2 separate regions of the Homo sapiens genome follow, and region 1 is linked to region 2. Evidence: read pairs that join two places in POLR2A ChIA-PET (ENCODE). Cell type or tissue: Panc1. All regions are shown on one strand. Links, peaks and the distances in the headings refer to the core of each region. The heading gives the core; the rest is flanking DNA.

Region 1 (15,175 bases), core at 2,773-10,772, 180 kb after region 2:
GCTCAGAGGTTTCTATTGTCTCTGAAGTACATCTGTGCCTTCAGGTCCCCCTGGTCATTATGGCCAGAGTGACCTTGCCAAGCTGCTAGTTGGTTTTGAAGCAGCTTGGCTTCACTTCAGGAGCCTTTGGCACCCTTTGGATAAAGGTCAAACTGTGTTGCTCTGCAGGCTTCTAGGACCGGGTCCGGCCTTTTCCTGCAGCAACCCTGTGGCTCCATGCACTGCTTTCCCAGACCTCAAAGGCCGCAGGTGCAGTCTCCTGGTCTCCTCGTCGCTTTCTGTCTTTCTGATTGCCAAATTCCTGTTCGTTCTGTACCGGTCATGCCTCTACAGACAGTTGTGCCTTTCTTTCAGTGTGCCGGCCCTTTCTGAAGCTCTACCAAGCCATGCAGCCTGTGTACACCTCCGGGATCTAGTGAGTGCTGCTGCTGCTGCTGCTGCTGTTGTGGGACCTGGACGGCTCAGGGAACTGCAGCTGACCCTCAGCTGCCTGTCCCGCAGGAAGAGTGTGGGAGGGTTCAGGTCAGAGAATGCCAAGAAGCCAAAGAAGAGTCCAGTGGGGAAAATCCTCTCGTGGCCCGTGCTCCAGCATCACGCCTTGGCCCTCCCTCCTGCCCTGCACAAGTGTCTTTGGGCTGTCACACTAGTTGGCTCCATTAAAGGACGTGGGGGCTGGAATTTTGAGGGGAGAGTGGGCCATTTGCTTTTTGGAGTATGGTGGCCCCTTGGTTTTCAAGGGGTATTGATTCCAGGACCCCCTTTGATTACCAAATCCGAGGATGTTCAAGTGTGTTTTATAAAACGGCATTGTCTTGAACTCCTGACCTCAAGTGATCTACCCGTCTCGGCCTCCCAAAGTGCCAGGATTACAGATGTGAGCCACCGAGCCCCTGGCCATCATGGTGAAACCCCGTCTCTACTAAAAATACAAAAATTAGCCAGTCTTGGGGTCGTGCATCTGTAAACCCAGCCACTCGAGGTGGAGGCAGGAGAATTCACTTGAACCTGGGAGGTGGAGGTTGCAGTGAGCCGAGATCACACCACTGCACTCCAGGCTAGGTGACAGAGCGAGAGTCAAAAAAAAAAAAAAAAAAAAAAAAGGCCAGGCTTGGTGGCTCACACCTGTAATCCCAGCACTTTGGGAGGTGGAGGTGGGCTGATCACAAGGTCAAGAGATTGAGACCATCCTGGCCAATATGGTGAAATCCCGTCTCTACTAAAAATACAAAAATTAGCTGGGCATGGTGGCGTGTGCCTGTAGTCCCAGCTGCTTGGGAGGCTGAGGCAGGAGAATTGCTTGAACCTGAGAGGCAGAGGTTGCAGTGAGCCGAGATTGTGCCATGGCACTCCAGCCTGGCGACAGAGCGAGACTCGGTCTGAAAAAAAAAGAAAACAACAACAACAAAAAAACTGGCATTGTATTTTCATATAACCCATGAGCATTCTCCTGTATACTTTAAATCATCTCTAGATTACATAACAATACCTAATTCAATGTAAAGGCTGTGAAAATAGTTGTTACAATGTATTGTTTTTTAACTTCTATTATTTTTTATGGTTGCATTTTTGTTTTTTATTTATTTCCCACAATATTTTCTGTCCCCAGTCAGTTGAGTCCATGAATGTGGAACCCAAGAATAGGGAAGGTTAACTGTGAGCCTACTGGAGAGAGTCCTACGATAGGATCTCACTACTATGGTTTTTCTTTCTCGCTCCTTTCCATTTTGTTTTCCATTTTTATTTATTTATTTTTTTTGAGAGAGCATCTCGCTCTGGCACGATCTCCACTCACTGCAACCTCCACTTCCTAGGTTCAAGCGATTCTCCTGCTTCAGCCTCCCGAGTAGCTGGGATTACAGGCACCTGCCATCATGCCCAGCTAAATTTCATATTTTTGTAGAGACGGGGTTTCACTATGTTAGCCAGGCTGGTCTCAAACTCCTGACCTCAAGTGATCTGCCTGCCTTGGCTTCCCAAAGTGCTGGGATTACAGGCGTGAGCCATGTCTAGCCTCCTTTGCATTTTAAACAATACGTAGCCACACATCCCCCAAATTTGTACACATTCCTGAGTTTTCTTTGTCTTTTTGTATGTGGACAGGCATTTTATGAAAAGTCAGTAAAGGAAACAAATATTCTCATTACTCACAAAGAGCTGTTGTCACATTTCTGGGTTTGCTCTGGGCCCTCTGTGCACTGATGTCACTCTGGAATTGCACCCTCAGTTTGTAACTGAAACTGTGGCTGTGCACACCCTGGGCCCCTTCCTCTAAGCCTGCATGGTCGTCTCCAAGCTCGGGCCTCTGGAGTTGGACCTTAGTCACTTCAAGTCAGTCACTGACCATGATGATGCTATGAGGACCCTCCATGGCCTGGGAGCTTTCTTTACCTTTTTAGATTCATTTAGATTCTCAGGAATTAGATTCTGGGCTGATTGGGCATTCTGTGTAATTTCTGAGTTTTGGGTTGTAGGGTTGCTTTTCTCTACATGTATTCTTCCCACAAAATCATGAAGTTGCATAATGATCTACCTTCTTCTTCATCCCAAAGCAACGTTGGCCCAGAAAACCCCAGCAGGATCTGCATCGTCATCGAGCCGGCCCAGCTTCTGAAGGGAGATGTCATGGTGAGTGCCCGCTGTGGCCGCAGATGGGTTGGTGTCCCCACTCTCCCAGTGGTGATGACTTGAAATCATGATTCTGTGTTAAAACAGTAACCCTCACCCCCAAAAAAAGTACCCTGTAGGAAGAAGGAAAAGTAGCTTTTACCTTAACACTGGGGTCCCCCACGCCTGGGCCGTGGACCTTATCGGTCTGTGGCCTGTTAGGAACCGGGCCAGCGAGCGAGCATGACCACCTGAGCCTCCCGTCAGATCAGCGGCGCCATGAGATTCTTATAAGAGTGCGAACCCTATTGTGAACTGTGTATGCGAGCGATCTAGGTTGCACACTCCTTAGGAGAATGATGATCTGAGGTGGAACAGTTTCATCCTGAAACCATCCTCCACCAGTCCATGGAAAAATCATCTTCTGTGAAACCAGTCCCTGGTGCCAAAAAGATTGGTGACCACTGCCTTAAGGCATTTAGTTAACTTTCTGAATAAAACTATTTTAATTAAAGGGACGGAACAAATCTTCATTCTTGATTCTCTTTCATTCTAGAGCCCCTCGAGATATACAACCTGGAAATTAATGTCCTAACTCGGCCACTCACTTCTGAGAACCCCTGTGTTCTGACTATAATTTGCATTCTTCACATGATCACAGGCCTCCCAGAGTGTGGGTGCAGAAATAGAATATTTATGTATCATTAATAGCCAAAGTGTGAAATACAGCTGGTGCAATTACAGCTTGATTAATGATCAAAACAATGATTTCTCCAGATAATTTTGATTCTTATGTGTGTTGGTTCTTGGAGGAGATTAGCCATTACATTTTTGCCTTTTATCTTTCTTGAATACAAACAATTCATACATTTAAAATAATTTTAGGAAAATTTTTTATCTGAAATAAGGTAAGCTTTTAAGGCATATGTATGACTTTCAGCATGCATAGAATCATAGAATGTAAAGATTTCATGGCCTTGGAAGACCCACTTCTATAAGGCAGTAGGGTGACTCGAGAAATAGCTTTTCATTGTATTATAAATACCCTATACAAAGTTTTTGAGGATTTTCATTAATTTCCCTGTAACCCCTAGATTTTGAAATCTTAGCTTAGTGGATGGTGAACTCCCTACCTTGCTGGTCCTGAATTCTTACAAAAATCAAATCAGCGAGGATCGAAGGTGGAGAGGATTGAAGGTGGAGACAGTCTAAACCCATCCACGCCTGCGGGGTCCCTCTGGGGCCTCCAGGTCTGTCCTGTTTCACATGCTCACCACCTAATTGAGGGGTTCTTCAGGCCTGGAAGGCAGGTCTGGAACAACAGCTGGGCCCAGCCCTTTTCAAGGCATTGAGTAAGCACTTTATAAACATCTTGCCTCCTGTTTCATAGGCAAGAAAGCTGAGGTTTGGGGTGCGTCATACGTTTTTATAGGCCCGTTTCCTCAGCTCTCTGTTCTACTGTCCTAAGGAGGAGGACCTGGGCTGGAAGTCTGTCCTCAGCAGTGCTGTGCTGCAGCGATGGTGCAGCATCCCTGTGGCTGGAAGTGAGAGGGAGGACCAGGAGGGGAGAGAAACATCCGCTCTGGTGTTCCTCACATCCTGTGGTCCAGAAGGCAGCCCTGGGCTTGTTTCCTAGGAGGCTTCACCCTGGAGGCTCCTTCTCCCAGGACACTTCCTGGGATCGTTGGACGAAGGGCCTGAGTCTGTATTGAGCACCGGCTATGTTCAGCACTTTACTCCTCCACCCACTCTGGAACTGGGTCTAGTGTTCCAGCTTTAAAGAGGAGGCCGGGCTGGGCGCAGTGGCTCACGCCTGTAATCCCAGCACTTTGGGAGGCTGAGGTGGGCGGATCACGAGGTCAGGAGATCGAGACCATCCTGGCTGACACGGTGAAACCCCATCTCTACTAAAAATACAAAAAATAAGCTGGGCAAGGTGGCGCGTGCCTGTAGTCCCACCTACTCAGGAGGCTGAGGCAGGAGAATGGCATGAACCCAGGAGGCGGAGCTTGCAGTGAGCCAAAATTGCGCTACTGCACTCCAGCCTGGGCGACAGAGCGAGACTCCGTCTCAGAGGTAAAAAAAAAAGAATAGGCCAAGAGAGGCTGGGGGCGATGCTGGTAGGATTTGCACCCGCCCTCATCTTGTTTGCGTAGTGTTCTACCTGCCCTGGGAGGCAGCATCTCAAGGGCGGGTGCTCCCTGAACCAGGTCTTCAGTGATGAGTAGTTATTGCCCCACGGCTCCGTCCCTTTAAGATGACTCATGGGAGGCAGCTGAACAACTCAGTCATAGAGGGTGACCCTCAGGCTAAGATGTGTCTTCCCCCCTACCGCCCACCAAGAGCATGGGACGGCCCTCTCCCCTGGGCTGTTTATGGGCTGGTAGCTGCAGGGTCTTCCTGAGACCAGGCGGGGCCCTCTCCCCTGGGCTGTTTATGGGCTGGTAGCTGCAGGGTCTTCCTGAGACCAGGCGGGCGGGGGCAGTCTCCTGGGAAGTGCCTGGCTCCTCTCCTCTCTTCCCAGCTACCTCCTCCTCCTTCCTTCTCTTCTCCCCTCTCTTCTCTCCCACCCTGCCTTTACAAACTTCTCCCTCCTCCTCTTGCCCTTCTTCCTTTTCCTCCTCTCTGCTCCCTCCCTCCTTCCTCCTCATTATTTTCTGTGGCCCCTTCTTCCTACTGTCATTCATCCAGTAGTCTTTTTTTTTAATGTTTTGTGCTTTTGGAGTTGCTATGCTTGCTCTAGGCCCATGAGTGAAGTTTTTGCCCTAGAGGATCCCGTTGGGGACATGGGCTTTCTGGCAGGAGGGAACCTACTGATACCGTGTAGCCTACAGAGGCCTTGATGAGACGGGGTGGGAGAGGTCACAGGAGGACTCAGATGGACGTGTCCTGTGAGTTGGCTCCAGGTTGGAAGGGGTGTTATTATACAAACAGATGAAGCATCCCAGGCTTGAGGCACCCACAAAGGCTGATGCTGTTGTAAGGATGTCTGTCTTGCAAGGAAAGTCGTTGTCTTGGAAGGTTGAAACCAGATTTTGTAGGGCTTACATATTTGCATATTTTGTTTTGGGAAGTGTTAGACCTCTGCCTAGTGCAGGTTTGTAAGGATTAAATGTACTCAGTCACATAAGTCTCCCAGGACAGCGCCTGGCAGAGGATGAAACTGCATCGATGTGACCCTGCGGCATCACCAGGTCACTTTCCTCTATCGGACCAGACTGTGGCTTAGTCTTTGGGGCAGCCACTGCCTCTTCCCTCTGGAAGAGCCCCCAGCACCCCACCCACCCCATAGGCCCTCTCCCCATGGTGCTGCGTCTTATCCTGTCCCACCCTGTAGTGGGCACCGCAGCCCAAGCGTGTGGTCTGAGTAGACATTACATGCATCTCTGTTGTAGCAGTTGGAATGAGGCTTTGAGTGGGCGGTGTGGGTGGGACTTGGAAGGGGTGTGGTGGAGGTGTGGGTTTGGCACTTGATAAATGAGGCAGGCCCAGGAACAGGGTGGGGCAGGGCAGAGAGGGGCCGTGAGTGGGTGAAGGAGGCGGTGGCCTCCTTTCCTCAGTGTCCCACCTGCAGCCCTTGGGAGTGTTCCCAATGGCCTCCAGGCCACCCTGGGCTGGCGTTCTCCAGCCTGCCATCTCCTCCTGGTCTTCTACCTGTTGCTGGCTCTAACCTGCTTGGCATTCAGACTCTGTGTCCCTCAGGCCACTGGAACCCGCCAGCCGCCTCTTGCTGCCCCAGCTGATCCCGCCATTCTGTCCCCAAGCCCTGCTGATCTAGCACTGTCCACCCACCCTGGCCCTGACCTCTCAACTCAGGCTTCACCCTTTGGTCTCAGCTTAAACAACAGAGGTGATTCTCCCACAGTCCTGGAGGCTGGGAGCCTGAGATCCAGGTGTGGGCAGGGTGGTTTCTCCTGAGGCCTCTCTCCTTGACCTGGAGGTGGCTGTCTTCTCCCTGTGTCCTCACCTGGGCTTCCCTCTGTGTGTCTATGTCCTCATCTCTTCTTACAAGGACACCAGTTATCATTCATTCGGGCCCAGCCTAATGACCTCATTTTAATTTACCTTTGTGAAGACCCCATCTCCAAACACAGCCCTATGCTGAAGTGCTGAGACCTTCAACTTATGGATTTTGGAAGGACACCATTCAGCCTGTAACAAGTCTGTTTATTAAATAAACCTCTCCTAGAAAGTTTAGTAAGATTACTAGCGCAGTCAGGTGCCATTGACGGCCCAGTCCCTGTGGCTGTGGTTTGTCACCAGCCTTTATCCTGAGCACGTTCAGCGTGCGGCCTGCATGAGAAGATGCGGTGGACACGTGAGTGGGCAGTGCAGGGCTCCTGCTCCCGGGAGTCTGGGTCCTTCAGGGAGATGAGCATGCAGATAGCTAGGGCAGGTGGAACTGAGCATGGCAGAAGGTGCGCGGCGGCAAGAGCTAAAGGTTAGGTGGGAGAGATGATTTCCAGCGTGTCAGAGAAGGAGTGGCTTCACAGCAGAGCTCACATCTGTGGTCGACCTGGAGAGTAGAAACCCAGGGTGTCACTGCCAGCACTCCCATCAGAGTCGGGAGTGCATCTTTTGCCAAAGCCCAGAAATCTCAGTGCTGTTGACTCCCTCTGAAAACGACCTAAGGGAACAACACAGGAAGAAAAAAATGCGGTTGCACGTTTCTCATTATTGGCAAAGCATCCCTAGAGAGGAGCGGGAGCCATCCCCTCCTCCCGTTCATGCTTCTTCTGGGTGTTCTGAGGGTGTGCAGGGCAGGAGCAGCACCGGATTCCTCCTCTCCAGCCTCTTCCGACCTTCCAGTGACCCACTCTGCCATGCTCAGCACAGGATGCCCACGCCGCCTTCACTTTGCCCTTCCTTCAGTTTTTCCCTGTGCCTGCGTGACGTGCCCTGCTGCAGGTTCACTGAGCAATCCTTAAGTTGAGAAGGCTGTAGTGGGGGAAGAAGTTACAGGGCCTTTTCTGTGTAAAGTTCAGATATGCAGGTGGTTTTATTTCTTTTGGCAACAGTCATGGCTTGGAGAGGATCCTAACGAGCAGAAAGCATGTGCATAGATTTACACCCTGAAGACTGCAGATGGCTTGGTGCCCTCAGTCTGGGTGTTTTCTGAGGCTGTCTGTGTACTTTTGAAGGCGGAAAGTGGCTTCCCAGGCGGGGTAGCCATCCTTAATCCTCCTCCTTCAAAAGGCCTCTTGTCCTCTTTGAGTTTTCCCCTCCGTGGTTCTGGTGTCTGCCTTGCCTGCAGGGACATCTGCCTGGCTTTCCTCATGAGGGCCTCTGCACTGGGACTTACTGGCAAAGATCACAGTGGTCAAGTTCACAGAGAAGGAAGGGCCAGAGTCAAGTCTAACTGCAGAAAGTGACTTGGGAAAACAGAGCCCCACTTGCCACTCCCTGGACTCAGTTACTAGCAGATGGAGCTGCTGCAGGCAACAGCAAAGCTGACCTTGACCCACCGTCTGCCTTCGCCTCGACACAGCCAGCCCATCCCTGCTTGGCCCCTCCCAGCTGCACACCTGACCCATCCCATCTTTGCAGTGTGCTTTTCCCAAAAGGTCAGATTCTTAAGTCTGCTCCTTTCAAAAGGGCAGAACCTCAAGAGGTTTAGTAAATATGGCATTGTCAGACAGTGCCATGGGGAGGGCAGCCGAGGCGTTATGTAACCCTGTTCAGGAATTCATGCGGGCAGCGGGCTCATCAGGAGTCTGGCAGGGCTCCAGGGGCCTGATCCGGCTTGCTCCCTCCCTGGTCTCGGCTCTCAGGTCCACAGTTTGTAAACACATGCTTCATCTTGCTGCCCCTGCTTGGACAAATCCACGGCCACTTGAATTTTGTGTTCATGGTTGCTGGCTCTAGAACCTCGCTCCAGTGACCCGACTTGTAAACAAAGGTGTTGCCTGCTCAAGAAGTTTTCACAAACAAATAGTGCTGTTGCTGGTTGTTTCTTACCGAGGGCACTTACATAAGGCCAGGGAAAATGAAAGTGTTCTCCTGAGACTCTGCCCCAGGAGAGGTTTCTACAGATCTCTGTTGGACGCATCACAGCATTATTTTGTGATTGCCTTTTCCTCTCCCTTTTAGACTGGGCTGGGTCTTAATCCATGCTGTCATCTCAGCATAGTGGACTTGGTTGTGTTTTCGTTTGCAGCCAATATTTACCCACCTTTCAATTGCTTTAGGTCATGAATTACAATATTGCGAACATCTGAAGTCATTTTCAGCTCCAAGTGAAGAAATCATGGTTAGTGTTGGCCCTGCCTGACTTAAGTCTTTGACCTATGGGGCTTAGCTATCTAACTTTTTACCCTCCAAATATGCGGTTGTAACTCATTCTCTGAGTTCACAGATTCCTTGAGGCCTGCGTAGACAGTTGCCTGGGCCACCAGTGGAGCATTGAGTGAGAATGTTACTCTTTTCTGTTAGGGATGCTTTGAGGGTTCTGCTCTTTTGCTTAGTAAATTTAGGGGAAGCAGAGCTGAATAGGAGCTGCCCAGCAACGGCTGGCATTGGGGGATGATAGGAACCTGAGGGCTGACTTCTGAATTGGGGACTGGCATTCCTGGGGCTGATACCTTAAGCCTTGACTCTCTTGGTACATGGTGCTTTTTCTCTTGTTGATGGAGAGTTTGAAATAAAAATACACTTATGTGGCCTAAAGTTAAGCAAGTCATCAGTGTCTTTAAACACTGGATTGAGGGATAACTTCTTTGAGAATTCCATGTGTCTGCCTTCGACTTGGTGTACTCCAGGAGCAAATGAGGTCAAGGCAGGGCTCCGTTCCTGGTCACCAGCAACTTGTCCAGTCCAGTCAAGGGCACAGGCATATTTTTATTTTTATTTTTATTTTTATTTTTTGAGACTGAGTGTCTCTCTGTCACCCAGGCTGGAGTACAGTGGTGCAATCTTGGCTCACCGCAAGCTCCACCTCCTGGGTTCATGCCATTCTCCTGCCTCAGCCTCCCGAGTAGCTGGGACTACAGGCGCCTGCCCCCATGACCGGCTTTTTGTATTTTTTTAGTAAAGACGGGGTTTCACCATGTTAGCCAGGATGGTGTCGATCTCCTGACCTTGTGATCCGCCTGCCTCGGCCTCCCAAAGTGCTGGGATTACAGGCGTGAGCCACCGCGCCCGGCCGGGCACAGGCATATTTTTATACCACTATTAGAAAATAAATTTTGGCGATGGTTTCTGAATTGCCTCATCAGACTAAAAGAAAGCAAGAGTGCTTACAGGCCTTCCCATTGAGATCATCATTCACCCTATATGTTTTTGAGTACCAAGTGCCCTCTCTCTAGAAGCTTATGCCCTTTAAATAATATATTCATATAAATATAGCATATCATTATTGGATAATGAATTATATTAATATGTAGTGCTAATTTAATCTTTATAACAACATAGCCAGGTCAATATCATAATACTCATTTTGCAGTCAGAGAATTTAAAGTCTAAAGAGGCTGCAACTTTCTCAAGATCTGAGTGCTCCCAGCGATTTGTGATGTCAACATCACACCCACGTACTTTTGTGGTTGGCTCTATGATAGCATGGTGACAGGCTGTGCGCAGCCTTTGTTGTGGTGCTTGCTATTTCTTATTTCATTTTTCTATGCTACAAAATTGTGACTGCACATCTTTGAGTTGTTATTTTAAATGCAGATATTCTAAAATCTGAAGGCAAAGGATCAACATATTCTAGAAACACTCTGGGGAGACCCAGGTAAATAAAGTTAAAGCCGGAGGGATGAAGGGAAAATTATAGACTTGAATCAGTCTAATCTTTACGAAATGTTTGCATTACTATTATATCTTAAAGGGAGGCATTTGGGGGCCCTCGTACCAAGTACCATGTTGATTGTTCTTTCTGTTAAGTATTACAAGCATAATTCTGATCTCTTGCCATTGCTCCTAAAAAGATTTGTTGATGTAGATAATGCATAATTATTGCACACTATGGAGGGCTCCTGGTTGGTGAGTGGATTTTGTCTCAAGATCTGACCTGCTGTGTTGATGGTGGTTGCTGGGAGCCCCGAGTTAGGGAAAATCCTGTGGTTTTCCGTGTCTTTCAGAAGAAGCTGGAGTCAGTTCATGATTTGGTCAGGAGGACTGGGGAGGGTGGTGTTTACCTCCATTAATCAAGAGGAAAGAGGTTTAATATGAAACAGGGATTGTGTATGATGAGGCCGTTAGGATCTCAAGCCAGCAAACAAAGTTAGCATTAAAATACACAGAGAAACCCCTGAAGGGAGGGCCACGTGATTTCAGGCAGCAGTTGTTCTCTGCCAGTGGGATAGACCGCTCTTTCTTTCACTGTGGAGCCTTAGGAGTATTTGAAAGCTTGTGCTGTGAAAAATAGGAATCTTACAGGAGAATCATATGGGGCCTGGAGAGGAACCTGTTTGGGACAGGCCGATTCCCATCTCCTGCCACTCTGTACCTCCTGGGCACCGTGGCCTGCCTTCTCCTCCCTTCTGGTATGTGGAGGGAGCTGGGATTGCTGCGGGAGGAGCAGTGTGTTTGTGTGTAGCTGCTATGAGGAGCAGTGGGGGGACCTGGGGGAGCATCCTGGATTCCTGAAGAGGGAGGGCAGGACCTGGCCTGGAAGGAGGCCCTGCGCTGGGCGGGGCGGTACTGACGGGAGGGGCACGGTGAGCTGCGGTTGGGGATATTCCACTGTGCCCCTTATGTGGCCCGTACTGGAGCCCACAGCTCCCTCTGTTTTCACCCAGGACACTCCCTGCCTGCCAGGACTGAGCCCACAGCTGCCTCCTGAGGAGTTTCCTGACTCCTGTGGGCAAATGTTGGCGCCCATGGCAGCACAGGCTGCGTGAGCTATCAGCTGACATCGTGTTGTTGTTTTTATTTTTTTAAATCTCTGGTTCCCTTAAATATTTATAAAATTTGAGAGCAAGACTGGCTTGAATTGGGGCATCTCTTTTCCTTTTCCCTTCCCTAACCACTTTTCACTCCCCATTTGCAAGGCACTAGTGGAGGCAGACAGGCACATTTGAAGGCAGACAGGGAAAGGTGGGTGCTATCATCTCTATCAATGGGGGTGCATGTGTGGATTTACCCTTGGCCAGAAGGACCTCCCTCTGGGGATCTCTACAATATGCCCCAGGTTGAAGCATTTGATGGGTGGTCAGTGTAGTGAGTGTGGGGCATGGGGAGCTCAAAGGAGGGGCCCAGATACTCTCAGAACATCCTGGAAGGATCCCTGCAAGGGCAGCCTTTGATTGAGTCTTGCTGAGAAGTCAGTCTCGGACAGAGGTGGTAGATTTGTGGCCAACGTGCCATTGGCTGTTGGAAAGCAAATTGAGGCAACATTTCTTCACAATGCCAGTTTTCTACTTGCAAACGCCCTGGTTCCTGGGCCCCTGGAGGCCAGGCCTGAGTCTGAGCCCCATGTTTACAGCACCGCTGGCCAGCGCCAGGCCGTACAAGGGAGACCCAGTCATGTTTGTCAACAGGGAACATCCTTCCACAGTCTTAATTATATTTTTTTGGTTTATTTACCCGTCCCTTTCCTTGTAGATAGCACAAAGGTAAACATCTTCTGGGTCTGCCTGGAGTCACAGCTCCCTGCCTCCTGGGCTGGGTTTCTGGGCTTTTTGTTCCTCTGGTGGATGTTCATCTGGTTAGGGAAGACCCTCCCTGCAGAATTCTCCCGCATGCTGGTCCGGATCATACCTGCTGCGGTGGCTTCTCATTTACTGTTGTGAGGCATGTGATATTTTAAAGCCATCTTTCTCCAAGAAAAGTCTCTTTTATGGGAACGTGGCTGTCTCTGGTAGTCACTACCCCACAGCCTCGGGGTTGGGGAGGTACCTGCCTGTGCACGATTTGGTCTGAGAGCAGAATCCAGCCTGTCCAGGGCCTTCGGCCTTCTGGGGATTTGGGAAAGTGCCACTACCTGGTGGTCCTGCCCCTGATCTCTGAGTGAGGGGTATCCCTGTCCCTGCAGCTCCCCCAGCTGTGGCCTGAGAACCCTTCCAATGATGCCAGTGCTGCGCACGGTCACAAGAAGCAGGGGGGACCTAGTTATACAGGCAGGTCAGGACACTCAGGCTCCTGCTCTGCCCACCGTTCCCCACATGCCAAGCATCTGCAAGGAGGGGCTTGCTCTACCCTTTGGCTCATTGGCACAATCATTTAGGGTGCTTGAGCTGCACCCTGGGGACCTCATGAACCCCAGCTTGAGTTCAGATCACATCAGGGTGATTCTGAACACTTGTCTAAATGCCAACACCCTCTCTGTCTCCCTCTCTCCCTTCCTCCTTCTTTGTATCTCTGTCTCTAAATTACAGCATGCACATAATCATTTAGGATAGTACACACAGTAATGACCGGCTGCTGCTTTTTGGAAAACAAAAAGCTTTAAGTTGCAACATGGAGCATTGAGATCAAAGAAAAGCTATCACAATCAGTTGTTAAAGTCTAGAAAAAAGAGACCATGGAATTCTATTTTTCGGATGTGTTCCAAAACAGGGCACATTCACGTGGTCTGAAAGGGTTTAGGTGTGGCCTCTCTGAGGACTAGCGATAGTGGTGTTCAGAGCTGCGGTTCCACAGGAGCAGCACAGGGAACACATTGAAGCCTCCAGTGGAGCCCCGCACCCAGCAGCAGCAGTGTGGTGCCTCTGCCTGCACCCCAGCTGTCTGCAGGCGCCTGTGCCCCAGGGCTGAAGTTCCACTCCAAAGCGTGAACTCCCAGCCAGAGTCCAGAGGGGAGGCCCTGCTGTGCCGGCCTCCGCGGAGTGTGTTCCTTGCCGGGAACGTGTGTCCCCCGCTGCAGCTACTTTGTTTTGTTTTGTCTCTCTAACCCAGGTGAAATGCTACCACAAGAAATACCGCTCGGCCACCCGTGACGTCATTTTCCGCCTGCAGTTTCACACTGGGGCTGTGCAGGGCTACGGGCTGGTGTTTGGGAAGGAGGATCTGGACAATGCCAGCAAAGGTGAGGCGCGGAGCTGGCGGCCCTGTGCTTGTGGGCAGCTGCGGTTGAACCTCCTTGGTTGATTCTTTCACTATCCCCTTTACCCTCTTTCCAAAATTCAGCCTACTGACAAAATTGTTCCCAAAGTAGGAGAAAATGATCATTGATCCCTGGGGGAAAAAAATTATGGATAACCAATGAAACTGCCTATACTTTCTGTATCATGGGGTGTCTTTATTGCAGATTTGGGAGTGGTGCTGTACTGGTTGGAATAAAGGACAAAGTCAGTCCATACTTTTCCGGTTAATTGTCTCCACAAATGTGTTAAAATACATTGTTTTTTTCAGATGACCGTTTTCCTGACTATGGGAAGGTTGAATTAGTCTTCTCTGCCACGCCTGAGAAGATTCAAGGTGGGTAGCTTGGTGGAATACTGGGTGGTCCTTGCTGACACTGGTGAAAGGTGCATGATGGCTACGCTGGGGCTGTAGTACTAGTCTCCTGCCTTTGTGCATATTTGGAGATTTCTGTGATTAATTTTATTTAAATGTAGGATATTGGATAGTGGAACAAGAAGGCCCACTTGTGTCAGTAAGCCCCAGAAGTGGCGTGACTTGCTCACAACCACTCAGCCAGGAGAGCCTTGGGCATGACTGGCCATTCTTGTAGGAGTAAGGTGGTATTGCATTGTGGTTTTAATTTGCATTTCTCTGGGGGTTAGTGATGTTTAGCATTTTTTCATGTGTTTGTTGGCCATTTGTATATCTTTTGAAAAATGTCTGTTCATATCATTTGCCCACTTTTTGATGGGATTATTTGTTTTTTTTTTTTGAGGATTTGTTCGAGTTCCTTGAAGATTTTGGATATTAGCTCTTTGTCAGATGCATAGTTTGCAAATATTCTGTCTCACTCTGTGGGTTCTGTTTACTCTGATGATTATTTCTTTTGTGGTACAGAAGATTTTTAGTTTAATTCGGTCCCATTTACTTATTTTTGTTCTGTTGCATTTGCTTTTGGGGTCTTAGTCATGGATTATTTGCCTAGGCAAATGTCCAGAAGAGTTTTTCCTAGGTTGTCTTCTAGACTTTTTATGGTTTCAGGTCTTAGATTTAAATCTTGGATCCATCTTGAGTTGATTTTTATAATATAAGGTGAGAAATGGGGATCCAGTCTTATTCTTCTACATGTGGCTAGCCAGTTTTCCCAGCACCATTTGTTAAATAGGGTATTCTTTCCCCAGTTTATGTTTTTATATGCTTTGTTGAAGATCAATCAGTTGTAGTCAGTTGTATTTCTGGATTCTCTATTCTGTTCCATTGATCTGTGTGTCTACTTTTATACCATGATGTTTTGGTAACTATAGCCTTTTAGTATAGTTTGAAGTCCAATAGTGCGATGCCTCCAGATTTTTGTTTTGTTTTGTTTTTAGGATTGCTTTGGCCATTTGGGCCCCTTTTTGGTTCCATATGAATTTTAGGATTTTTTTTTTCCAATTTCGTGAAGAATGATATTAGTATTTTGATAGGAATTGCATTGAATCTGTAGATTGCTTTGGACAGTATGGTTGTTTTCAGTATATTGATTCTTCCAATCCATGAGCATGGGATGTGTTTCCACTTGTTTGTGTCA
Region 2 (15,175 bases), core at 2,460-10,459:
TGCCCGTTTACATCGTTCCTGTTGCCTCGCTTTGGATCCCTCAGACGTGGATTTCTTTCTAGGGCCTCTGCCTGAAGCTTGGAATCCAGTTTGGGACTGAAAAGATATTTTAGAGGCTATTTGTATGTGTTTAGAGTGTCTCAAATGTGCCCTGCCAAATTTGCAGTTCTCAGACAGCAGGGGTTGTTCCTCTGTTAACTTTCCTATCAGAAAGAGTGGGGGTTGTGGGGGGACTCTCACTTAGAAAAAGAAAAAAGAGAAAAACAATTTAAGGGGGAAAAGGGGAAGATTCTGGGGAAGAACACTTTGCTTAGTGCAACTGGGCCTTTCTAATCCTTATATTTTTTCCCTGGTTCAGACCATCTCTAATTCGTTGGCCAGGGAAAGAAAGAAAGCGCCCATCTGTTGGCCCTGTGGGAGTGCAGCTACTGTGGGTTCATGGCTACTGTCACAGCTTTCTCCCACACCCACTCATGGCCTTCTGTGGGCACACCTAGGTGCCTGAGCGAGGAGGGAAAAGGATAAGGAGAGGTGCCCTTAGCACTGCGTGCCTGTGCCTGTTGAGGTGGAGGTATACATGGCACCTCCAGGAACAATTGGTCTGATTTGCACCTTTGGCGTCTGAGCCTAATGGTCATTTTACTTAGTAACATTGCTGCAGCATGTAGCAAAACTCTTAACATTATAAAGGAAGAGATAAGAATCATTTTGAGCTGTGTGAGAGAAAAAAAAAAAAGTCTGGGGGTTTTCACTGGCCAGTTAGGGCAGAGTTTCTGAAGGGAATCAGCCTCTTACCTGCAGGAAAGAGAAAGATGGCAAGCTTTTGGAAGAGACGCAGACCCGACAGTTTCACATTTGTTTACACTCACCTTCCAGGATCCCGGGCGAGCCCCCAGTTGAAATGGGAAAGGTTCCCTTGCTCCCCTTGCAGGGAGTGTGATGGGGGTGTGACTCACTTCTTCAGTGCCCAGCTGCTCAAACCTCTAGGGGAGCATACAGACGGGCAGGCTGTGGGCTCTGACCCCATGCCAATGTCTAGGAATGAATGTTTATGGCCCCTGAAGCCCCAGTGGGCGTGTGTTACAGGGTGCTCTTTTAGCCTGCCATCTATAGGTGGCTTGTGTTGGTCAGCTCAATTAGACCCTCTACCTTGTCACAAGGGCAGAGGGCTTTCTGTACCCCAAGGTTTCTTGCCTTGGTGTACTGGAAGAATCAGATCACATGTGGGCTTGGAGAATGAGTGCAAGGTTTTATTGACTGGAAGTAGCTCTCAGCAGACGAGGGAGCCAGAGGGAGACTGTTTTCCCCTGGAGTCGGGCCACTCGGCAGCCTGGGCTCTCTTCCAGCTGCCTCGGCCAAACTCCATGTCGTTCTGCCAGTTGTTGGCCTACTGGTGTGCTGGCCTGCTGGTGCCTGTCAGTGTGCTCTTCCTTCGGCATGCTCTTGACAACCAGCCACTTATGTCTTCTTCCACCGATGTATTCCTTACAACATCCAGCTGCTTGTGTGTCTCTGCCTTGCTAGGGTCTTGGGTTTTATTTTTATTTTGTTTTGTTTTGTTTTGTTTTGTTTTTTGAGACAGAGTCTCACCCTGTCACCCAGGCTGGAGTGCAGTGGTGTGATCTTGGCTCACTGCAAGCTCTGCCTCCCAGGTTCATGCCATTCTCCTGCCTCAGCCTCCCAAGTAGCTGGGACTACAGGTGCCCACCACCATGCCCAGCTAATTTTTTGTATTTTTAGTAGAGACAGGGTTTCACCGTATTAGCCAGGATGGTCTCAATCTCTTAACCTTGTGAGCTGCCCGCCCCGGCTTCCCAAAGTGCTGGGATTACAGGCATGAGCCACTGTGCCCGGCCGGTCTTAGGTTTTTATAGACTCAAGATGGGGGCATAGTGGGCCAGGGTGGTCTTGGAAAATGCAACATTTGGGCATGAAGACAGAAGTGCCTGTCTTCACCTAGGTCTGTGGGGGTGGAGCCCTAGCCAGGGACCACGCCCTCTCAAGCAGCTAATACCACAGATGCTTGCCACCATGCTCTGATAGTTTTTAATTAATTAATTAATTTTGTATTTTGTAAAGATGAGGTCTCACTATGTTGCCCAGGCTGGTCTTGAACTCTTGGCCTCAAGCAATCCTTCAGCCTCAGCATCCTCAAGTGGCTGGATCTCTTATTTAAAAAAAATTTTGACTTTTAAGAGTCCCATAGCAGTAGCCAAATGGTCCACAGAAAGCTGAGGTGTAGCAGAGGCCATGACCTGCTGTGTTCAGATTCCTCCCAGCACTTCTCTTCCCCGCTTCCACATCATTTAAAGGGACCACACTCTTCCCTTCCCAGCACTCCTGTATCACAGTGACACAATCAAGGCTCACTGCAACCTCAAACTCTTGAGCTCAAATGATCCTCCTGCCTCAGCCACCCCAGTAGCCAGGACTATAGGTGTGTGCCATCATGCCAAACTCATTTTTTTTTTTTAATTTTTTTGTAGAGACAGGGTCTTGCTATGTTGCCAGGGCTATTCTCTAACTCCTAGCCTCAATCAATTCCTCCCACCTTGAGATCACAGGCATGAGCCACTGCACCTGGATGTGGCTTTTAAATAAGTAGAACCTTTTAGGCCATACGTGGTGGCTCATGTCTATAATTCCAGCACTTTGGGAGGCCAAGACAGGTGGATAGCTTGAGCCCAGGGGTTCAAGACCAGCCTGGGCAAAAATGGCAAAAGTTCATCCCTCCTAAAAACACAAAAAATTAGCTGGGCATGGTAGTGGGCACCTGTAGTCCAAGCTACTCAGGAGGCTGAGGCAGGAGAATTGCTTGAACTCGGAGGTGGAGATTGCAGTGAGCCAAGACTGTGCCACTGCACTCTAGCCTGGGTGACAGAGCAAGAGTCTGTCTCAAAATAAAAAAAAAGAATCTTTTAATCAACCAAACTGGCCAGGCACGGTGGCTCACACCTGTAATCCCAGCACTTTGGGAGGCCGAGGTGGGCGGATCACCTGAAGTCAGTAGTTTGAGACCAGCCTGGCCAACATGGTGAAACCCTGTCTCTACTAAAAATAAAAAAATTAGCCCGGCAAGGTGGCGGGTGCCTGTAATCCCAGCTACTTGGGAGGCTGAGACAGGAGAATCGCTTGATCCCAGGAGGTGGAATTTGCAGTGAGCCGAGATCATGCCCCTGCACTCCAGCCTGGGCAACTAAGAGTGAAACTGTGTCTCAAAAAAAAAAAATTAACAAAACTAAAACATACAGGAACCCCAATATTGGAAAGACGAATCTGTCTTTCCCATATATAAACATGTATGTTCAATTCAAAGTGTTTCTTCTTACACCAAGAAGGGTGAGGGTGCTGGGTCAGACACACACTCTGGTGGCCTGGGGAGGCAGAGAGCTGCAGGCAGCTGCTGTGGTTAATGTACCCCTCGTTTTGTTCCTGGTAGATAAGATGAAGAAAGCCTTGACTCAGGCAACCTGTAAGTTTGTGATTCGTTGTTATCACTTTCTGTGGCTTTCCTTTGCAGAATGAGGATTCTCTGCCTAAAATGAATCCTGAAGCCTGCAAGGCTAGGAAGAAGGTTTTATATTAATTGCTGAGACTATCTAATGGCTTGGATTTCATTTCATTTTATTATTTTGTAGCCACAGGGTTTTGCTCTGTCACACAGGAGTGCAGTGGTGCAATCACGGCTCACTGCAGCCTTGAACTCCTGAGCTCAAGCCATCTTCCTGCCTCAGCCTCCCAAGTAGCTAGGACCACAGGTGCGTGTCACCATGCTGCTAGTTATTTATCTATTCATTTTTGCAAAGATGAGGTTTCACTATGTTACCCAGGCTGGTCTTGAACTCCTGGCCTCAAGCGATCCTCTTGTCTCAGCATCCCCAAGTGGTTTGATCTCCTATCAAAAAATTTGACTTTTTTTGTTTGTTTGTTTGTTTTTGTTTTGTTTTTGAGACGGAGCCTCTCTCTGTTGCCCAGGCTGGAGTGCAGTGGCGCAATCTCGGCTCACTGCAAGCTCTGCCTCCCGGGTTCATGCCATTCTCCTGCCTCAGCCTCCCAAGTAGCTGGGACTACAGGCGCCCACCACCACGCCCGGCTAATTTTTTGTATTTTTAGTAGAGACGGGGTTTCACCATGTTAGCCAGGATGGTCTCGATCTCCTGACCTCGTGATCCACCCGCCTCGGCCTCCCAAAGTGCTGGGATTACAGGCGTGAGCCACTGCGCCCGGCCAAAAAATTTGACTTTTAAGAGTCCCATAGCAGCAGCCAAATGGTTCACAGAAAGCTCAGGTGCCACAGAGGCGCGTGGCCATGACCTGCTATGTTCAAATTCCTTTGCCATCTCCCAGCTTGCTCTCCGGAGCCAAGGGAGGGCAAGGTAAGGCTTCATCTTTTGTCCGTTGTAATGGGCGTTGGGTAGGTGCCTGATGCTGAGAAATTATTTACTGCTTCGCTTGGCTGGGGCTTTTCACTGGGGAGAGGAAGGTGGGACAGAGATAGGGGACCAGTAACTGCTGTGCCTCATCATGCTGGAACTCTGAAGATTTCCAGAGTGGAAGGAAAATAGTGGCATGATTGAATGTTTATTTACTTATTTAGAAATAAAAAGTAATGCTGCTGAAAAAAAAACAACCACCCCAACAGCAGCAATGCAGCAGCCTCTGTGGGCTAGCCCGGCATCAAAAAGACCAGGGCAGAGCTCCAGCTTCCTAATCAATGACACACTTCAAGGGAGTTCAGAGGCAGGCAGAGAGAGGGCGAGGGGACTTTTTTTTTTTTTTTTTTTTTTGAGACGGAGTCTGGCTCTGTCGCCCAGGCTGGGGTGCAGTGGTGCGATCTCGGCTCACTGCAAGCTCCGCCTCCCGGGTTCACGCCATTCTCCTGCCTCAGCCTCCCGAGTAGCTGGGACTACAGGCGCCTGCTATGTCGCCCGGATAATTTTTTTGTATTTTTTAGTAGAGACGGGGTTTCACCGTGGTCTCGATCTCCTGACCTAATGATCTGCCCGCCTTGGCCTCCCAAAGTGCTGGGATTACAGGCGTGAGCCACCGCGCCCGACCGGGACTTTCATCTGGGATCTGCAGAGTGTAAAAGTTGGCAACAGCCACGTTGGAGTGTGGTATGATGCTCTGTTTTATCATCATGTAAAGATGTAAATTCACGGCCGGGCACGGTGGCTCATGCCTGTAATGCCAGCACTTTGGGAGGCTGAGCTGGGTGGATCACCTGAGGTCAGGAGTTTGAGACCAGCCTGTCCAACATGGCGAAACCCTGTCTCTATTAAAAATACAAAAATTAGCCAGGCATGGTGGTGCGCGCCTTAGTCTCAGTTATTCGGGAAGCCGAGAAAGGAGAACTGCTTGAACCTGGGAGGCAGAGGTTGCAGTGAGCTGAGATCACTCCACTGCACTCCAGCCTGGGTCAGAGAGTGAGACTCTGTCTCAAAAAACAAAAACAAAAACAAAAACAAAAAAAAAAAACAACGGTGTAAATTCACAAAATAATCTGAGTCAGCCCTGGGGGGAGCCTGGGTTTTCTCCGGGTGCTATTTGGCAGCCTCTGAGCAAGGTGACTTTGGTCATTCTGGCCAGAAGGCCTTGAGAGCTACTGAGGCAGGTACAAGGGAGTAAAGTGGATCACGTACGTGTGTGGTCCGGCAAGGGCAGAGCTCCTTCCTTGCGCTTTATAATCTGGGCCACCCGTTGGAGAAACTCTTCTGCCCTTTGCATGGAAAGTGGATTTTCAGTGGAGATCCTTCAAAATACCTTCTCTGAAAACCATATTGTCTTGAGTTCAATGCTTCTGGTCGCCTCTCCAATTTTAAGAATATATTTGATTGCCACAGGTTTGCCCCCAAACCCCTCCTGAAGTCCATGTGGGTGAGTCTTGCGGAGCAGGGGCCCAGGCTGGTTAGGGCAGCCAGAGCTGTGATCTCAGAGCACGCAGTGCAGCTGAGGAATTCCGCAGATCAGAACGCTTTCCTTCAAACCCTTGGGAATATGCCCAGCTAAATTCTTGAACTAGTTTAAAAATCTGCAGATTTTTGTTTCCCAATGAAAAACAGTCTTTAACTACAAAAGAGGCTCAGGTTAATAATGCTCCAAGATAGCAAGGCACTCCCCTTAAATATGTACATTTTCCTTTCTCATGCAGTAAGTACAAAACCTGGAGGCTTTTTTTTTGTTTGTTTTTTAGCACATTCCTGGACCCAGCCCTGGAATTTAGAGGATCTGGGCTCAGGAATCTGAATGTTTAACCGCCCCCTCCTCCAATGTGATTTTCATGATCAGTCAGGTTTGGAATAAACACCTCGGGCAGATTTTTTGGCTTCGGGCGGAGCTAGGGAGGAGATGAAGCCAACTTCGGTAGCTTGCTTTGCTGCTGTCTTCTCTTGACAGCCCCTAATTCAGTGGTCATTATGTTTAGGGGATAAGCTGCCCCTGGGGTAGCACTGAGGGTGAGATAGTCATAGTGGCTACATTTGCACGAACTGCTCGACACAGTTCTAAATGGATCATAGAACATGTACTTAGTGTTCACAGCAGCCTGCTAGGATTGGTTCTGGTATCATCTCCATTTTTCACAGAAGAAGAAACTGAGGCACAGTTTCTCTGAGGCACAGAGAAATTAATGAACTTGCCAAAGCCACACAGTAAACACGCGTTCTGGCATTTTATGTTATTTTTATTTATTTACTTTAGAGATAGGGTCTCACTGTGCTGCCCAGGCTGGAGTGTAATGGCATGGTCATGGCTCGCTGCAGTCTCGAACGCCTGGTCTGAAGCTGTCCTCCCACCTCAGCCTCCTGAGTAGCTGGGACCACAGGTGAGCACCACCATGCCTAGCTATTTTGCCTACTCACATACTAATTATTGTTCATGTGCAATACCCAAGTCACATATCAACGTCATCATAGCTTGTTTCTCTTTGTTTCATAGATTGCTTTGTCCAAATTATCTTCTTGTTCATTGAAACCCTTTACAGTGAGGGAGATGGGGATTACTTTCTTGTTTTTTGTTTTGTTTTGTTTTGTTTTGAGACGGAGTTTTGCTCTTGTTGCCCAGGCTGCATTGCAATGGGACAATTTTAGCTCACCGCAACCTCCACCTCCCGGGTTCAAGCGATTCTCCTGCCTCTGGCTTCCGAGTAGCTGGGATTACAGGCACGCGTCACCACACCAGGCTAATTTTGTATTTTTAGTAGAGACGAGCTTTCTCCATGTTGGTCAGGCTGGTCTCAAACTCCTGACCTCAGGTGATCCGCCTGGCTCGGCCTCCCAAAGTGCTGCGATTACAGGCGTGAGCCACCGCCTCTGGCCGGCATTATTTTCTTTTCTCTTTTTCTTTCTTTTTTTTTTTTTTTTGAGACAGAGTTTTGCTCTTGTTGCCCAGGCTTCAGTGAAATGGCGTGATTTCAGCTCACTGCAACCTCTGCCTCCCAGGTTCAAGCGATTCTCATGCCTCAGCCTCCTGAGTAGCTGGGGTTACAGGCATGCACCACCATGCCCGGCTAATTTTTGTGTTTTTAGTAGAGACAGGGTTTCACCATGTTGGTCAGGCTGGTCTTGACCTCCTGACCTCATGATCCACCGGCTTCGGCCTCCTGAAGTGCTAGGATTACAGGTGTGAGCCACTGCGCCCAGCCCTGAGAAATAGTTCTTCTAATTGTCATCCAGTTTTCATCTGAGTCCTGTTGTTCTTTGGATATGTGTCCTAAGAGAGAGAAAGAAGAAGAGGGAAGGTGAGAAAGGGATAGGGAGAGAAGGATTGAGAAAGGGGGAGAGACAGTGAGGGGCAGGGGGAGAGAAGGAGAAAGGAGAGACAGGAAGAAAGATAAAGGGGAGAGAGAAAATTATGCCACTGTAATCTAAAGAGAGAGGAAGAGAGAGAGAGTGAGAGAGAGAGAGATGACAGAGGGAAGGGGGGAGAAGAAGGGAAGATGGAAGAAAGAAAGAAGTGAGAGAGAGAGAAAGAAAGAGAGAGACCATAAGAGAGAAGAGGAAAGAAAAGGAGAAAAAGAGAAGGAGAGGCAGAAAGGAAGAAAAGGCAGGGTCAGGGAGAGAAAGAAGGGGAGAGAAGAGGAGAGAGAGAGGGGAGGAAGGAGGGAGGGAGGGAGAGGGAGTGCCTGCTCACACAGGTGTCTCATGCCACTTCCACTCTGGCTGTCTTCCTGCTGTCAGATTCTTAGCTGCTCATTGCTCCCCCACAGGCTGTGCCAGCAACGTCCCAGGCCCAAGTATGGGAGTGAGCAGGATGCTGACCTAAGAACATCGCCACAGAGCTTTCTTCTCCAAGTCTAGACACAGCAGAGAACATTCTGGAATCCTACCCAGGAAACCAGAAGCAGACTCTTGCTATTTTTTTTTTTTTTTGAGATGGAGTCTCACTCTGTCACCCAGGCTGGAGTGCAGTGTCGTGATCTCCGGTCACTGCAACCTCCGTCTCCCAGGTTGAAGCAATTCTTCTGCCTCAGCCTCCCAAGTAGCTGGGATTACAGGCATGAGCCACCACGCCCGGCTAACTTTTGTATTTTTAGTAGAGACAGGGTTTCACCATATTGGTCAGGCTGGTCTCAAACTCCTGACCTCAGGTGATCCACCTGCCTCAGCCTCCCAAAGTGCTGGGATTACAGGTGTGAGCCACTGTGCCCGGCCTGGGTCTTGGTAGTTTCTTTTTTTTTCCTTTTTTTTTTTTTTGAGACGGAGTCTCACTCTGTCGCCTAGGCTGGAGTGCAGTGGCACAATCTCGGCTCACTGCAACCTCCGCCTCCCGGGTTCAAGCGATTCTCCTGTCACCTGATTAGCTGTAACTGCAGGTGTCTGCCACCACTCCCAGCTAATTTGTGTATTTTTAGTAGAGACGGGGTTTCACCATAGTGGCCAGGCTGGTCTCGAACTCCTGACCTCAGGAGACCCACCTGCTTCAGCCTCCCAAGTGCTGGGATTACAGGCGTGAGCCACCGCACCCAGCCGCTAGTTTCTTTTGATGGCACTTGGGGAATAAAATCTGGGTGTATCTAAGTGATAATGTTTACTTTGATTCAAGGAGTGTTTTTTAGTTCCTGGTGCGTATGAGGAAAACTGACACAACGGCAGCACTGAGGGAAGTTTAGTTAATGACTGTGGTGCCTGCAGTGGCATCAGAAGAGGACCTGAGCATATGGGGCCAGGCACTGTGGAGACTTGTGCATGGGGGCGGGTGGGCAGTCACTGGACTTTCCCCTCCTAGGTTCATTTCCTTGTAGAAAATGACATCATTTTTCAGAAAACTAGACAACTGTAGTCTTAATTTTTAGAAACTGGTATGTTGTGCAAAGGACATACAGCATGAAAGGTAGGAAGGGGTGTTGTGGAGATGAAAACCATTCCCAAAATTTGTGCGGCTCTGAGTCAGAGCCAGTCTAGACCAGAAGATTACACTCCATTGAGGTGATGGGGGGCAGCCAGGCAGGCTCCTAGCAGAAACCTGGTGGATGAGCTGGAGGTTTTCTTTTCTTTTTTGAGACGGAGTTTCACTCTTGTTGCCCAGGCTGGAGTGCAATGGCACGATCTCAGCTCACTGCAACCTCCACCTCCTGGGTTTAAGCAATTTTCCTGTCTCAGCCTCCCGAGTAGCTGGGATTACAGGCACCTGCCACCATGCCCAGATAATTTTTTTGTATTTTTAGTAGAGACGGGGTCTCACCGTGTAGGCCAGGCTGGTCTTGAATTCCTGACCTCAGGCGATCCACCTGCCTTGGCCTCCCAAAGTGCTGGGATTACAGTCATGAGCCACCACGCCTGGCCAAGTTGGAAGTTTTCTAGAATAAGCGGAAAGAGGCCCTTCCAGGCAAAGCGACAGAGGGAGCCAGCAGAACTGGCTTTTCCCTTATGTGGGGCTCCTAGCCGTCAGTCAGGTAGCTGCAAAGGGCTTTACGTTTCCAGTGGACTGCTGCCAAGTGGACATAAAACATTTGAATAGACATTCCCTTCTCCAATTCATAATTGTTTTTATTTATTAATTATTATTATTTTATTTGAGGCGGAATCTCACTCTGTTCAGGCTGGAGTGCAGTGGTGAGATCTCAGCTCAATACAACTTCTGCCCCTGGGTTCAAGCAATTCTCATGCCTCAGTCTCCTGAGTAGCTGGGATTACAGGTGTTCACCACCAGGCCCAGTTAATTTTTGTGTTTGTAGTAGAGACAGGGTTTCACCATGTTGGCCAGACTGGTCTCGAACTCCTGACCTCAAGTGATCCTCCTGCCTCAGCCTCCCAAAGTGCTGGGACTACAGGCATGAGCCACTGCGCCCGGCCCACAAAGCAAAACCACAGAGCCCTAAGCCAATGATCTAGCTGCTTTGGTCTATATTTCTGTGAGTACCCCTAAGGCACCAGACCCTGTGGGACCAGCGGTCACTCTCAGGCCAGGGCGCCTCTCAAGGCTGGTTGCACTCACTCCCCTCTCCAGCCAATCTCCAAGGCCCGCCCAGGCTGACGGCACCTCCCAAACAGCCGTGGTTTGCCAAGTTCTCCTTATGCCTCAGGCACTGTGCTAAGAGCTTCAGGAGGGCAATCTCGCCCAGTTCTCATAAAGTCCATGTGGCTTTAGTTTTAATACCCTCATTTTACAGGTTAGAAAACTGAGGCTTGCAGAGGTGTTTGTGATGCAGCTCCAGGATTCTTACTAAAATCTACCTGAATTTAAAGGATCCAAGTTTAGCCATTCCACCATCTGGCCCCCTCCTGCATGTTTCTCCAGCCTAAGCTCTTGGCAGCCTCCTGTGGGCTCTCTCTCACCACCTGTCTTTGTCCCCTCTGGCCATCTCCTTGCATTGCCTGGCACAGGCTCAAGCACTGCCCCCTCGCACCGACACCAAGCTCTTACAGGGCTTCCCGCTTTGCACCTGCAGCCTGCCCCTCCTCCACCCACATGGCTCCAGGAAGGTCTGCCTGGCAGACTCCTGATTCTCAGGCAGCCCCTGCAGAGAGCCCTCCCCAGGCTCCCTCTCCTGTTCCCTTATAGCTATTGGGAGACATCTGTCATGATGTCATCAGAGTATCACTGCTTTCCAAGAAAGGCCTTCCTACTGGGCAAAGAATGGGCTGATTTCTACCAAGCTGAGTGATCCCCATCATTGGAGTCAGTCAAGCATGTGTTAGGGGTAGTGAAGGGGCCATTGACTGAAGGTTCTTGCAGTCGGAAAAATCTGGAATCTCAGATCCAACCAGAGTAACCAATGTTGACTTCATTCAGGCTCTGTTTTTTTACTGCAGTGATCCTAGAAGCAGAGGGCCATGGGGCTGGCACAGGGCACGAAGTCCCTGTAGGTATGTTAAGAAGAAGAGCATGGGCCGGGCGCGGTGGCTCATGCCTGTAATCCCAGCACTTTGGGAGGCCGAGGTGGGCAGATCACCTAAAGTTGGGAATTCAAGACCAGTCTGACCAACATGGAGAAACCCCGTCTCTACTGAAAATACAAAAATTAGCCGGGCGTGGTGGCACATGCCTGTAATCCTAGCTACTCAGGAGGATGAGGCAGGAGAATTGCTTGAACCTGGGAGGCGGAGATTGTGGTGAGCCAAGATTGCGCCATTGCACTCCAGCCTGGGCAACAAGAGCAAAACTCTGTCTACAAAAAAAAAAAAAGAAGAAGAAGAAGAAGAAGAAGAAGAAAAAGAAACTGAATCTGCATCCATGCAGTGGGCATCCACAAAGTGGGCTCCCAGGGTCCATGTTTGTAGAAGTTGGTGTGCAGGTGCAGTTTTTGGAAACAAGGTGCTGTATTAGGGTTCTCCAGAGAAACAGATCCAATAGGGCATATGCAGATCTATAGAAGAAATTTAATTAATTAATTAATTCATTTATTTTTGAGACAGAGTCTCACTCTGTCGCCCAGGCTGGAGTGCAGTGGCGCATTCTCGGCTCACTGCAAGCTCCACCTCCCGGGTTCACGCCATTCTCTTGCCTCAGCCTCCCGAGTAGCTGGGACTACAGGCTCCTGCCACCACGCCTGGCTAATTTTTTTTTTGTTTTGTATTTTTTAGTAGAGACAGGGTTTTACCGTGTTAGCCAGGATGGTCTCGATCTCCTGACCTCGTGATCTGCCCGCCTCGGCCTCCCAAATTGCTGGGATTACAGGCGTGAGCCACTGCACCTGGCCTAGAAGAAATTTATTATAGGAATTGGCTCACACAATTATGGCTCACACAACTATGTCTGCAAACTGAAGACCCAGGAAAGTTGGTGGTGTAATTGCCAGTCTGAGTCCAAAGGCCTGAAAACCAGGAGCACTGATATTTGAGGGCAAGAGAAAATGAATGTTCCAGCTCAAGAAGGAAGAGGAAGAACTCACCCTTTTTCTGCCTTTTTGTTCTACTTGGGCCCTTGAAGGACTGGATGGTGCCCACCCACACTGGTGAGGATGGATTTGCTTTACTCAGTCTACCCATTCAAACGCTAAGCTCTTCCAGAAACACGCTACCCACACACCCAGAAATCACATTTTACCAGCTATCTGGGCAACCCTTAGCCCAATCAAGTTGACATCTGACATGAGCCATCACAAACACCAAGGTTATGTAAATTCCGAAAAGGTTCTGAGACACGGAAAAGCTCAGGTGCCTCTAGCCAGGCCTGGCAACTGTAAAGCCCACTTTGTTGAGCTGTAGGTGAGGATTCGTGTGTTTGGGAAGAGAAAAAGGAAGAGAGGAAAGGGCCAGGTGTTCTAGTAAGAGTCTCAAGGGACTTAGTATCTTTTTTTTTTTTTTTTTGAGACAGAGTCTTGCTCTGTCACCCAGACTGCAGTGCAGTGGTGCGATCTCAGCTCACTGCAACCTCCGCCTCCTGGGTTCAAGCGATTCTCCTGTCTCAGCCTCCTGAGTAGCTGAAACTACAGGTGCGTGCCACCACTCCCAGCTAATTTTTGTATTTTTAGTAGAGACGGGGTTTCACCATATTGGCCAGGATGGTCTCGATCTCTTGACCTTGTGATCTGCCCTCCTCGGCCTCCCAAAGTGCTGGGATTATAGGTGTGAGCCACTGCGCCCGGCCGAGACTCAGTATCTTAAGGCAAAACACAGGCATTTGCTCATGTTCCAACTCCACAGTTCTCTGAATGCGCTGTAGAGCTTTGTAACTCCATCCTGTGTAATGTTTCCTGCTGTCTCTTTCAGTTGGTCTTTGGGAAATATTTTCAGTGACAGAAAGTAAGAAATAAGGAAAAATATCCAAGTCCTTGCTCATATACCTCCCTTGATCTAGGGATACAAATTCAGATTTTTGCGGTGGCAAAGACAATCTTCATTGCAATGACAAGCTTCCAACACATCTTCTAAAACTCCTACAGGGGAGGAGCAAGAATGAGTCTGCAAAGAAGGGCTCAGGGAGGAAGGAGATTGGCGGGAGTTTCTTGCCCAGACTCCCCTGCCCTCTGCTTGGCATACTAGGAGGGAGAGGCCACTCTTGGCATATTGCTGCTTTTTTTTTTTTTCAGCTAAATGTTGGAGACTTTTGTTTTCAAAGTTGAGTTTTTTTTGGATGGCTAAGGATGGAAAAAATGCACATTCCCTTTTTCAGATACTGGTTCATGCCCTGTTTTTGTTTAATTTCTTGGAAACTTGAAGTTGCAGCCTGCGAAGTGGGGAGGCCCTGGGCTGGGGAAGCGAAGCTCTGGAAGGGGCCCAGGTCCCGATTGGGGATCCAGAGAGGCTTCCCTTCATGTGCCTCTAGACGAGGTGTGGGGAACCCGGGGAACAGCCATCCCAGCCAACACAGAGTGCGTGGGGATACTGGAGCCCGGTTTTTCTTCTCCTTTCTTGGGACACTGCCAGGGAATATAACCACAGACACTGCACGAATGAGCACCCAAGTCACAGTTTTTCTAGAAACAAAGGTGTGGTTGGGGCATCCCATTCCATTGCTACCCCAACAAGGGCAGTGTGGCCGGTGGGGCCATCTGGCTTGGGTGTGGGTAGCAGTTTGGAGAGATTTTAGAAGAGGCTCCCTGACAAAGGGTCAGAGAACCCCAGCACTGCACTGAGTTTTCCTGACTGTGAGCTCTCAGACAAACAACAGTGTCACCTCCTGTAAATGGGTGCCCTAACACTGCAAGAAGCTCAAATTCATGTTGTCATTCAGCCAACATGGTTTTTGGCATTATGATGGTTTCTGTGATGCACAGAATAGCACGTAATTGGCTCTGGGTGTGAAGATCACCACGGTCTTAATGGAAGAGAGGGTTGAGCAAAGTGATGATTTAGTCCAATTGCACAGAGTGGATGGTGTGGGCAGGCAGCTGGGAAGAAGTTAAGAGTAGCCTCAAGGCCAGATAGTCCTGATCCCTCCCACTTTCTTCGCCTGACCAGGTGGGTGACCTTGAACAAGTTGCCTAGAATGTCAGATCCTGTTTCCTTATCAGGACAAAGGAGATCGTAACAGTACCAGCCTCACCCCCATTCCTAACCCAGCTGGCTGTGACCTCCTCCCCACCTTCCCCTATGGCATCTTCCCTGGCACCCCTTGACTCATCTCATTGACTCTTGACCTGGTGTCTCCTAGAGTGTAGGAAAAATGCCTGCCTCATCTCTAGGGGCTGGGGCATGGTGCTCATGAAGCCTTTGCCTGGGAATAAATACCCAGATCAGTCTGGGGATGAGAAATGACACTACCTTCCAGAGCACAGCAGGGGTTGTTCAAGTCTTCCAGAAAAGCAGCTCTTGTTTCTCCTCATGTGGTGGGAGTGGAGTCAGAGCGTGGCTCAGGCCCCACATTCTCAGCTGTTTGGATCTGGGGACTCGAAGTTTCTGGTGGTTACTTCTGAAAGTCTTTTCCAGGATAATTATTCTTGCTCGGTTTCTCTGCCATCTCTGACAGGCTGTTTTCCCTGCTTCCCCCGCTGCCCTGAAGGGGCCAGAGGAACAGGGCAGGACCCCAGGGCTGCGGATGGGTTAGGCAGCTCTGTTCCCGAATCCAAAGCAGTTCTTGGTGACTGTCCTCCAAGACTTGCCCTGGACCCTGCTCCGGGTGGGATTCTGAGACCGCCTGCTCCACGTGGCAGATGAAATCTAGGTCTCTTCTGTGAGAGGCTGGCGGGGAGGATGTTTTCCTGGAAAGGACCACAGGACAAACCGCTGATGAAATTTCTCTTGTGACCTCCCTGGAGGAAGAGCACTTCTGATTTCTGCAAACTTTTTCCATT

Evidence for each region. ChIA-PET counts read pairs that join two places held together with the same protein. Peaks named below come from ENCODE experiments on the same cell type or tissue, not always from the same donor. Only the 100,000 strongest peaks of a DNase experiment are listed, where the experiment ranks them.
Region 1: POLR2A ChIA-PET joins it to region 2 with 11 read pairs; 3 of 35 experiments call an interaction of 5 or more read pairs at or near these places.

The regions. Positions count from the first base shown.
Region 1 is chr7:47,399,177-47,414,351 of GRCh38, reverse strand. TNS3 (tensin 3) reads left to right here. Exons shown (of 31, transcript NM_022748.12): 12 at 355-415; 13 at 2,550-2,625; 14 at 13,438-13,567; 15 at 13,894-13,959. Among named protein-coding and RNA genes, the nearest start is that of SNORD151, 58 kb to the left of the region's middle. RefSeq lists enhancers at 10,714-11,222, 12,969-13,878. In Panc1, for the core only: no CTCF peak of the experiment used is centred there; no DNase peak of the experiment used is centred there; H3K27ac peaks cover 2,041 bases.
Region 2 is chr7:47,582,863-47,598,037 of GRCh38, reverse strand. No RefSeq gene overlaps it. Among named protein-coding and RNA genes, the nearest start is that of TNS3, 8.3 kb to the right of the region's middle. In Panc1, for the core only: no CTCF peak of the experiment used is centred there; no DNase peak of the experiment used is centred there; H3K27ac peaks cover 8,000 bases.